Regions from separate parts of the Homo sapiens genome. Here region 1 is linked to region 2. Evidence: read pairs that join two places in POLR2A ChIA-PET (ENCODE). Cell type or tissue: HepG2. All regions are shown on one strand. Links, peaks and the distances in the headings refer to the core of each region. The heading gives the core; the rest is flanking DNA.

What was found. ChIA-PET counts read pairs that join two places held together with the same protein. Peaks named below come from ENCODE experiments on the same cell type or tissue, not always from the same donor. Only the 100,000 strongest peaks of a DNase experiment are listed, where the experiment ranks them.
Region 1: POLR2A ChIA-PET joins it to region 2 with 8 read pairs; 7 of 35 experiments call an interaction of 5 or more read pairs at or near these places.

Annotation. Positions count from the first base shown.
Region 1 is chr19:38,734,698-38,740,060 of GRCh38, reverse strand. It overlaps CAPN12 (calpain 12), which reads left to right. Exons shown (of 21, transcript NM_144691.4): 5 at 1-10; 6 at 1,413-1,487; 7 at 1,558-1,643; 8 at 1,714-1,788; 9 at 2,423-2,586; 10 at 2,673-2,905; 11 at 3,498-3,509; 12 at 3,743-3,951; 13 at 4,517-4,559; 14 at 4,632-4,691; 15 at 5,191-5,248. LOC124904711 (a long non-coding RNA gene) reads right to left here and starts at 3,834. Exons shown (of 2, transcript XR_007067251.1): 1 at 2,879-3,834; 2 at 207-2,717. RefSeq lists an enhancer at 2,378-2,437 and silencers at 2,858-2,907, 3,655-3,804. In HepG2, for the core only: no CTCF peak of the experiment used is centred there; no DNase peak of the experiment used is centred there; H3K4me3 peaks cover 825 bases.
Region 2 is chr19:38,816,503-38,821,865 of GRCh38, reverse strand. ECH1 (enoyl-CoA hydratase 1) reads left to right here. Exons shown (of 10, transcript NM_001398.3): 4 at 4,291-4,415; 5 at 4,502-4,550; 6 at 4,737-4,801; 7 at 5,343-5,363. Among named protein-coding and RNA genes, the nearest start is that of LGALS4, 6.2 kb to the right of the region's middle. In HepG2, for the core only: no CTCF peak of the experiment used is centred there; a DNase peak (open chromatin) is centred at 2,465.

The sequences.
Region 1 (5,363 bases), core at 114-5,113, 82 kb after region 2:
CACTGCCCTGGTAAGAGACCTGGACTCGCATGCGGAACCCCCACCAGGACCAGAGCACAGTCAGGGGTGTGGTGGGGTGGGCGGAGTGCTTCCTCTGTTCTCTGCTTCCGTTACTGGCTTAGGCTCGCTCATAAATCTAACTAGTCAAAAATAAATTCATTTGCTCTCATGAATCAGGGGCTTCAGGCACAGCTGGATCCAGATGCTGAGGGTGTTGCAACTATGTTTATTTCTCATTCTGTGTTAGTGTCACTCTCAGCCAGGCTCTCCCCTCATGGGCATAAAAGGATCCCCCATAGCTGCAGGTATCTCCTACCACCCTAGGGTTTATTTAAAAAAAAAAAAAAAAAGTGCCTCTTTCTGAGAATTTCAGTAAAAGTCCCAGGATTGATTCTCGTGGGCTTAGCTTGGGTCATGTGTTCATCTGTGACCCCATGACACACTCATTCATTCACTGAGTTGGTCTAACTCCTTCACTCATTCATTTACTTAAATCCTCTGAGTTACTGCTTCTCTTTTTCTTTTGTGTCTGTTTCTCTCTTCTGTATCTTTCTTTGTCTCTGTCTCTGTCTCTCTACTCTTTCCATCTTTTTTTTTTTTTTTTTTTTTTTTGAGACGGAATCTTGCTCTGTCACCCAGGCTGGAGTGCAGTGGCACGACCTTGGCTCACTGTAACCTCTGTCACCCAAGTTCAAGCAATTCTCCTGCTTTGCCTCCCGAGTAGCTGGGACTACAGGCGCCCGCCACCATGCCCAGCTAGTTTTTTGTATTTTTAGTAGAGATGGGGTTTCACTGTGTTAGCCAGGATGGTCTCAATCTCCTGACCTTGTGATCTGCCCGCCTCGGCCTCCCAAAGTGCTGGGATTACAGGTGTGAGCCACCACAACAGGCCTCTTTCCATCTATTTTGTTTGTTTTTGTTTTTGGAGGCAGGGTCTCATCTCACTCTGTCACCCAGGCCAGAGTGCAGTAGTGTCATCATAGCTCACTATAGCCTTGACCTCTGGGCTCAAGGGATCCTCCTGCCTCAGCCTCCAGAGTAGCTGGGACCACTGGTGTGCACCACCACGCCTGTTGAATTTTTAAAATTTTTGTAGACTTGGGGTCTTGCTATGTTGCCCAGGCTGGTCTTGGACTCCTGGCCTCAAGTAGTCCTTCCACCTCGACCTCCCTAAGTGCTGGGATTACAGGCGTGAGCCCGTACCTCCATCTCCTTTTGTCTCGTTTCCATCTCCCTTCCTCTCCTTTTCTCTTTCGCCTTCAGTCACTAACCCTGACATGGTCTCTGAGCTGCGTGCCATTCAGTTCAGTGCTCTGGTTGGCTCCTGCCTTGGTGGCAGGAGGTTGGGGGCAGGGAGGAGCAGCTGCCCTCCTGTCCCCTACCTTGGCCTCACCATCCCATCCCCTGCCCAGAGTGATCGGGGTGAGTACCGCACAGAAGAGGGCCTGGTAAAGGGACACGCGTATTCCATCACGGGCACACACAAGGTAAGTGTCCCCCATGGGTGGGGTGGCAGGCCATGTCCAGGCATCACCCCCACTGACGATGCTGCCCCAGGTGTTCCTGGGCTTCACCAAGGTGCGGCTGCTGCGGCTGCGGAACCCATGGGGCTGCGTGGAGTGGACGGGGGCCTGGAGCGACAGGTGGGATGGGTCTGGGGTGGGTGTGGGGCTGGACCCCACCTGCCCGCCCCTCACACCACAGTCTCTCCAGCTGCCCACGCTGGGACACACTCCCCACCGAGTGCCGCGATGCCCTGCTGGTGAAAAAGGAGGATGGCGAGTTCTGGTCAGTTCGTCAGGGTCCCAGCTCTGCCTCTGGGAGGGTCTCTGCCAAGGGGTTCAGGGAGGGCGAGCCCCAGTTGAAGGATGGGTCCTAATAGGGAGAAACTGTGTACATCGGTGGTAATTTTGGGGCCAGGTTCTATTTTGGGAAATCAAGGAAGAATTGGTAGTAATATTAGAGAACCTCTGATTGGAGTGGGTTTAAAAAAGTAGTAATATGAGGGGAATTTGAAGGCCTAGTTATCTGTGGAGGATTGAAAGGGATGGGCAGTATTTAGGGCAATGGAGGAAGGCTTGGTGATATTTGGGGCATTTCTTGAGATTTGGCAATGTTGAGGGGCTGAAGGGTACTTGTTGGTAATTTAGAGTCTGAGGGTCTTGCTATTTGGGGGTTGGTGGCAATTTAACGATATTTGGGGGCAGCTTGTGAATCTTGGCGATTTGTGGGGCATGTCTGAGGACTTGGAGGAATTTGGCAGAGCTAGAGGCCCAGGCATTTGGGGTTCATTTCTGGAGCCTGAAGGGTATTTGACAATATTTAAGAAATGTGAGGGGCTTTGGGATCTGGGAGTCATTTCCGGGATCTTGGGACCCCCTCGAGGTGGGGCCGGGCAGGGTCTGACTGGGCCACCGTGCAGGATGGAGCTGCGGGACTTCCTCCTCCATTTCGACACCGTGCAGATCTGCTCGCTGAGCCCGGAGGTGCTGGGCCCCAGCCCGGAGGGGGGCGGCTGGCACGTCCACACCTTCCAAGGCCGCTGGGTGCGTGGCTTCAACTCCGGCGGGAGCCAGCCTAATGCTGGTGAGGCCTGAGGGGCCCTGAGAGGCTTCCTGGGGTGGGGGGCGCTGTGGCCGGCTAGGAAACCCCCTTTTTTCCTCCTCCCTTAGAAACCTTCTGGACCAATCCTCAGTTCCGTTTAACGCTGCTGGAGCCTGATGAGGAGGATGACGAGGATGAGGAAGGGCCCTGGGGGGGCTGGGGGGCTGCAGGGGCACGGGGCCCAGCGCGGGGGGGCCGCACGCCCAAGTGCACGGTCCTTCTGTCCCTCATCCAGCGCAACCGGCGGCGCCTGAGAGCCAAGGGCCTCACTTACCTCACCGTTGGCTTCCACGTGTTCCAGGTGAGGTCCTGGGCAAAGCTGAGGCTGGAGGGAACCCGGAGGGTGGAGGGGCGGGGCCGGGCCAAGGAGCGGGGGAGGCATGGAGGGGCGGGGCCAGTGGGAAGAGGGGAGGTGTGGAGGGCGGGGCCAAGGGGGAAGAGGGGGAGTGGTGGAGGGGTGGGACTGAAGAGGATCGGGGAGGAGGGGAGGAGTGGAGGAGCAGGGCCAAGAGGGGGCGGCGCTGGGAGGGGAGTAGGGGGCTAGTAGGGCTGGGGGGCCAGGTCTCAGAGGGGAGAGGGAGCTAAGGGAATGAGAGGGAGGGGCTCAGGGACAGACAGAGGGACGAGGTTAGGGACAGAGAGAGGCTGGGGGTTAGAAGGGCCAGAGGGGACCAAGGATACAGAGAAGGCGCTGGGAGCGCAGATGGGGAAGGAAGAGTTGGGGAGGGGTCGGCGAGGGCCTGGGTCGGGGACTGCGGGGCAAAGGTTCAATAAGGGTCTAATAGGACGAAGAAGGAGGGAGAGAGCACAGAGGTGAGAAGGGGCAGGGAGGAGACCCTGAGCGGCGGCCACCTCTCCCCTGCCCCGACGCCCCTTGCTCTTGCTTCTTTCAGATTCCAGAGGAGGTGAGTCTGGGATGGGGTCAACCGGCCCTGGGGCTTGGTCAACCTGCCCTGGGGCTTGGTCAACCTGCCCTGGGGCTTGGTCAAACTGCCCTGGGGGTGGGGGGGCAGAGCCGGGTCCGGGGGCAGGGGAGGCGTGGACAGGGGTTAGGCAGGGTGGACGGGGCGCGCTGGAGGGTGCGGGGATGAAGGGCCGGGGGTGAGCCTGGTCCGTGGTCATGCCGCCCCGTCCCCAGCTGCTGGGCCTCTGGGATTCCCCGCGCAGCCATGCGCTCCTGCCCCGGCTGCTGCGCGCCGACCGCTCGCCCCTCAGCGCCCGCCGCGACGTGACCCGCCGCTGCTGCCTGCGTCCAGGCCACTACCTGGTGGTGCCGAGCACCGCCCACGCCGGCGACGAGGCTGACTTCACTCTGCGTGTCTTCTCCGAGCGCCGCCACACGGCCGTGTGAGCCCCGGGCACCCAAATCCGACCCCATCCCTGCCTAGACAGGCCCCGAGACCCCCGAGACCCCCGAGACCCCCGAGACCCCCGAGACCCCCGAGACCTGACCTGCCCCGCCCCCAGAACCCCTGCCCCGCCCCGCCCCGCCCCCAGAACCCCCGCCCCGCCCCGCCCCCAGAACCCCCGCCCCGCCCCGCCCCGCCCCCAGAACCCCCGCCCCGCCCCGCCCCGCCCCGCCCCGCCCGCAGAACCACCGCCCCGCCCCGCCCCGCCCCCAGAACCCCCGCCCCGCCCCCAGAACCCCCGCCCCGCCCCGCCCCCAGAACCCCCGCCCCGCCCCGCCCCCAGAACCCCCGCCCCGCCCCCAGAACCCCCGCCCCGCCCCCAGAACCCCCGCCCCGCCCCCAGAACCCCCGCCCCGCCCCCAGAACCCCCGCCCCGCGAGGATGAGCCCAGGGCTCCACGGTCCCTACCTAGACCCCACGCGATTCCTCACCTGAGACCCCGTCCCACACAGCCCCAGCTGGGGCAAACAGCCCCCTCCCCACTTCCCATCTGTAATTTGCAGGGAGATCGACGACGTGATCAGCGCAGACCTGCAGTCTCTCCAGGTGGGGACTGTTCCTGGAGGGGCGGCATGGGGCGGGGATCTTGGCCAGCGCTAAACTTCCGCCATGCGGCAGGGCCCCTACCTGCCCCTGGAGCTGGGGTTGGAGCAGCTGTTTCAGGAGCTGGCTGGAGAGGTGAGGAGGGGGATTGGACTGAGGGGGTATCCCGCTGCGGCCTCCCCTTGGGGACCCCCCTTCCCCCACCCCAGCATCTCAGGTGTCTCATTTTGCTTGCTTTTTCCTCCCTCCGGGCTTAAATCTCCTGACCTTTTCTTGAAATGCTCACAGCTCCTCCCTGCCTCAGGGCCTTGGGCTCAGTCCATACCCTCTCCCAGGACCACCCTCTCCCTCCTGACACCTCCAGCCAGGCTCAGGTCTCATCTAAGGTGCCCAGCCCTGGAAGCTCTCCCTGACCACCCCCCTGCCCCAGGCCGGTCTGCTGGCCCCCCACCAGCAACCACAGCCCAGTGCTTCCCCCGTCACAGCCCTGGCCCTGTGGGGACAGGTCTGTCTCCCCCACTCCTGGAGCTAGGGCTCTGAGGCTCTGTCAGCCCCTGCCGTGTCCCTAGCACAGGGCTTGGCCCAGAGCAGCTGGATGAGTAAATGGCCTCACAAGCCCTCTTTCCTGGACTAGGAGGAAGAACTCAATGCCTCTCAGCTCCAGGCCTTACTAAGCATTGCCCTGGAGCCTGGTGAGTTGGCTGGGATAGGGGCAGGAGGAGGGGTCTTAGCCAGGGGTCCTGCAACCAGAGCCGGTGCCACCCTATGTCTATGAACCCACCGCGCTGCTGGGAGTTGGGCTCAGGA
Region 2 (5,363 bases), core at 138-5,137:
TTGGGCAGTTGATGGGACCAGGCGCCGCCGAGCAGGGGGTGGCGCTCCTCGGGGAGGCTCGGGCTGTGCAGGAGCCCACGGCGGCGGGGGGAGGCTCGGGCATGGCAGGCTGCAGGTCCCAAGCCCTGCCCCACAGGGAGGCAGCTGAGGCCCGGCAAGTATTCGAGTGCAGCACCAGCGGGCCGGCACTGCTGGGGGACCCGGTGTACCCTCCGCAGCTGCTGGCCCAGGTGCTAAGCCCCTCACTGCTCAGGGCAGGTGGCGCCGGCCCACCACTCCGAGTGCGGGGTCGCCGAGCTCACACCCACCCGGAACTTGCGCTGGCCGGAGAGCACTGCGTGCAGCCTGGGTTCCCGCCCGCGCCTCTCCCTCCACACCTCCCTGCAAGCAGAGGGAGCCGGCTCCGATCTTGGCCAGCCCAGAGAGGGGCTCCCATAGTGCAGCAGCAGGCTGAAGGGCTCCTCAAGCATGGCCAGAGTGGGCTCTGAGGCCAGCGAGCAAGGGCTGCCAGCATGCTGTCACCTCTCACTTCCTTCTCTCTCTCTTTCTTTCATTTTTGAGACAGGGTCTCCCTCTGTCACCCAGGCTGGAATGCAGTGGAGCAATCTCAGCTCACTGCAGCCTCCACCTCCTGAGCTCAACCCCTCCCACCTCAGCCCCTACCACCTCCCCTCATCCTCCCACTTCAGCCCCTCAAGTAGCTGGGACCACAGGTGTGCACCACCATGCACAGCAAGTTTTTTCACTTTTTGTAGAGGCAGGGCTTGCTATGTTGCCCAGGCTGGTCTCGAACCCCTGATCTAAAGCGATCCTCCTGCCTCAGCCTCCCAAAGTGCTGGGATCACAGGCATGAGCCACCGCACCCAGCCTCCTGCTTTCTTTCTGCATCTCCCTCTGTTCCTCCTCTTGTTCATTTGTTCATTCATTTGACAAACATTCAGTGACACAGTCCAGTGCCAGAGCCCCCTCCTGGGTGCTGCAGATGTGGAAACGGGAAGCAGCCCCGATTCCTGACCCCTTGCTCTCATAGAGATCATGTCTGAGAACAGAAAAATGGGGCTTTTTTGTGGCTGTGCCGGGCCCAGGTCCTTCATCTTTCAGCTCCCAGCTGAATGTGGCCGTCTTATCTTATTTTCAGCAGCAAGACCCCGAAGGCCAGAAGGAAGAAACGGCAGGTCATGCAGTGACCCAGTGATAGAGTAGAACTACTAATTAGAGAAAGAAAAAGGTGGCCACAATTATGTAGCACTCATGGTGTGTGACGCCCCTTTCTAAGCACGTTAAACATATTAATTCTAATCACAGTCCACAAGACAGGTTCTGCTATAAGCCCCATTTAAAGGTGAAACAGATCCAGAGAGCAAGAAACTTACCCAATAATCACAGCTTGTAAGTGGCAGAGCTGGGATTTTGGAACTCATGCTGCCTGGCTATAGAGTCCTTGCTCTTAGCTGCTAAATGTCTGTCATCTGAGTAGCTGGCATGCTGGTTAAAAGTAAGGGGGATTGCCGGGCGCCGTGGCTCACACCTGTAATCCCAGCACTTTGGGAGGCTGAGGCAGGCGGATCACGAGGTCAGGAAATGGAGACTATCCTGGCTAACACAGTGAAACCCCGTCTCTACTAAAAATGTAAAAAATTAGCCGGGCATGGTGGCAGGCGCCTGTAGTCCCAGCTACTAGGGAGGCTGAGGCAGGAGAATGGCGTGAACCCAGGAGGCGGAGCTTGCAGTGAGCCGAGATCGCGCCACTACACGCCAGCCTGGGCGATAGAGTGAGACTACATCTCAAAAAAAAAAAAAAAAAAAAAAAAAGTAAGGGGGACTTTGGCCTCAGGCTGTGATCTGGATCCTATTTCCACTTGTCTTTTCACCTCTCTGTCCTGCCATTTTCTTTTCTTTTTATTTTTTATTTTTGAGCCAGGGTCTTGCTCTGTCGCCCAGGCTGGAGTGCAGTGGCGCGATCATAGCTGACCGCAGCCTGCAACTCCTGGGCTCAAACGATCCGCCCACCTCAGCCTCCGAAAGTGCTGGGATTACAGGTGACCATGCCCAGCCTCATGTGCAGCTAATTTTTTCATTGTTTGTAGAGAAGAGGTCTTGCAATGTTGCCCAGGCTGTTCTCAAAATCTTAGCCTCAAGCCATCCTCCTGCCTCTGCCTTCCAAAGTGCTGGGATTGCAGGTGTGAGCCACTACGCCCAGCCCCAAAATATACTTTTTTATTCATTTGTTTGCCTCCCCATGAGGACAGGGACTGTTGTCTGTATTGATCATTTATTGAGCAGCTCGTGTGCGCCAGGCCCTGTGCTAGGCCCAGGGGATGCAGCAGTGGACAGAAAGACAAAAACTCCTGTGTTCTCAGAGCTCACATTCTAGAAAGGGAGTCAGACCCTCAAGCAGATAAGGACCTAATTATAGGATAGCAGCTGTGCAGCCCGGAGGTAAGGCGGGGTCAGGATGCGGGGGATGGGGCCATCGTTGAGCCAGGTTGGCCAGGGAGGGCCTCTCTAGGAGGTGACCTTTGAGCTATAGCTGAAGGAAGTGAAGGAGTCAGTCTGTGGCTGTTGAAGAGGGAGGGATGGTTGTCAGCCCAAAGGTCCTTGGCTCCCTCCCTCTCCTCTGGGTCTTTACTCAAGGTCACCTTCTCAATGAGAAGATTCTGTACCACTGCACAGCCCTCAGGCAGTGATCTGGATCCTATTTCCACTTGTCTTTTCACCTCTCTGTCCTGCCATTTTCTTTTCTTTTTATTTTTTATTTTTGAGCCAGGGTCTTGCTCTGTCGCCCAGGCTGGAGTGCAGTGGTGCGATCATAGCTGACCGCAGCCTCCAACTCCTGGGCTCAAATGCACGTGCCCGCACACACACACACACACACACACACACACACAGAGTTGGAGACCAGTGTGCCCAAAGTAACAGGTTGGGAACAGTGCACACACACACACACACACACACACACACACAGAGTTGGAGGCCAGTGTGCCCAAAGTAACAGGTTGGGAACAGTGTTCATGCAGGGTAGTCATGACAAGGACGTTCCATTTTGTTCTAAGAGCCACAGGTGGGAAAAAGAGGGTCTGGGCCGGGCACGGTGGCTCACGCCTGTAATCCCAGCACTTTGGGAGGCCGAGGTGGGTGGATCACAAGGTCAGGAGTTTGAGACTAGCCTGGCCAACATGGCAAAACCCCGTCTCTACTAAAAATACAAAAATTAGCCGGGCATGGTGGTGGGCGCCTGTAATCCCAGCTACTTGGGAGGCTGAGGTAGGAGAATCACTTGAACCGGGAGGCGGAGGTTGCATTGAGCCGAGATCCTGCCACTGCACTCCAGCCTGGGCGACAAGAGCGAGACTCTGTCTGAAATAAAAAAAATAAAATAAAAAAAAAGAGGATCTGACCCAAGAAGGTGTCCACTGGCTTCCCCTGGCTGCCTGTAGGGAATAGACTGGGGACACAGGTGGAAACAGGGAGAGCAGGGTGGGCTCATGGAGAACAACTGATGCAGGAAAGGTCAGATTCAGGATCATCTTGAAGTTGGAGCCACAGAAATTGCTGCATCGTGAGATGTTTCTCATCTCAGGAAACATCACCACCATTGACTGCATTGCTCACGCTGCAGACCTTGAGTCCCAGGCTGTCTGGCATCTTGGGGAAAAGCATGGCCTCTGGAGCCAGCTGCATGGTTCCAGATTTTAAAATCCTACTTCTGATGCGGCATGGTGGCTCACACGTGTAATCCCAGTGCTTTGGGATGCCAAGGTGGGAGGATCGCTTGAGCCCAGGAGTTCAAGAGCAGCCTCGGCACAGTCCCAGCCACTCAGGAGGCTGAGGTGGGAGGATTGCTTGAACCTGGGAGTTCGAGGCTGCAGTGAGCCATGATCGTGCCACTGCACTCTAGCTGGTATAACAGAGTGAGACCCTGTCTCTAAAAACATTAATGAGTTAATTTAAATAGTTCATTACTCACTACTCACCAGCCAGTGTGACCCCCTTGGGCAAGTGCTTAACCTCTCTGTGCCTTAGTTTACCCATTGGTAACACAAATAGTAATAGGACCTAGCTGGTACGGTTGCTGTGAGGATTCTGTGAGTAATGACTCCACAAATATTAGCTTTTATTTCCTTCCCACCCAACATGCAATCAATCCCTCACCAAGTCCTGTGTGAGTTGTTTTTTTTCCGCCTTGGTGGTTTGGGGGTTCGAACCTGCTGTGCCTGGGTTCTGATCCCTGGTTGAGTCAATGGGTGGGGCCTGGGAGCCTGGATGAGCTCCATCATGCCTTCTCACCAGGTATTGACCTGATGGACATGGCTTCGGACATCCTGCAGCCCAAAGGAGATGATGTGGCCCGGATCAGCTGGTACCTCCGTGACATCATCACTCGATACCAGGAGACCTTCAACGTCATCGAGAGGGTGACTCTAGGGGTCTGGAGGGGATCTTTCTCCATACGCGCCTCCCCTGGGCCAGCCCTGACCCCACTCTTCCTGTTCCCTCTCAGTGCCCCAAGCCCGTGATTGCTGCCGTCCATGGGGGCTGCATTGGCGGAGGTGAGTCTGCGGCTATCCTCCTGCTCGGGTGCTCCCCAGGTGGGGCTGCTGCTCCGATGCCGCGGCCACTGGCATCCAGCCTCAGCTCTGTCATGGGCCAGACTGTGTCCCAAGAGGCAGCCCCACCTCCCGGGAGCCAGGGTTGGTTCTGGTGGTCATTCAGCATCCCTGGCCTCTACCTCCTAGGTGTGGACCTTGTCACCGCCTGTGACATCCGGTACTGTGCCCAGGATGCTTTCTTCCAGGTGAAGGTGAGTCATCCTCCCGAGCTCCTGCTTAGAGCTGGGCAGTGGGGTGAGGTTGGGGGGCCTGGAGTGAGCCTCGAGGGCTTCATGGAAGAGTCGGAGTTGAACCCGACAAAGTAAGACTTGCCCATAGAGGAAGTCAAGAGGTGAAGTTGTGAGTGGGTAAGGTATGAGGTGGGGTTGAGGCTGGCAGGTGTCAGAGGCAGAGATTGCTCCTGGGGCCATACTGGTGAGGGTGGGAGGCAGGATGGAGCCGGGGGATGCAGTAAAGGGGTCTCAGGTAGGGTGAGGAGGGTTCCTCTCTCACAGATGGAGCTGCCCTGAGGGAATGGGAGGGTGCATGAGTGGGAAGGTGGGCTCTATTCTAGGTTGAAGGAACTTGCCTGAGTCAAGAAGCTGCCTGGGCAATGGAATGGGACTTTGGAGGAAGTCACTGGGGTGAAGGTGGGGCGGGACTCTCCAGTAGACATGAAATTTCATGGACGTTGACATTGCGAGGGGCACAGTATTGGGCAGAAACCAAACACTGACCCGATTCCTCCCCCAGGAGGTGGACGTGGGTTTGGCT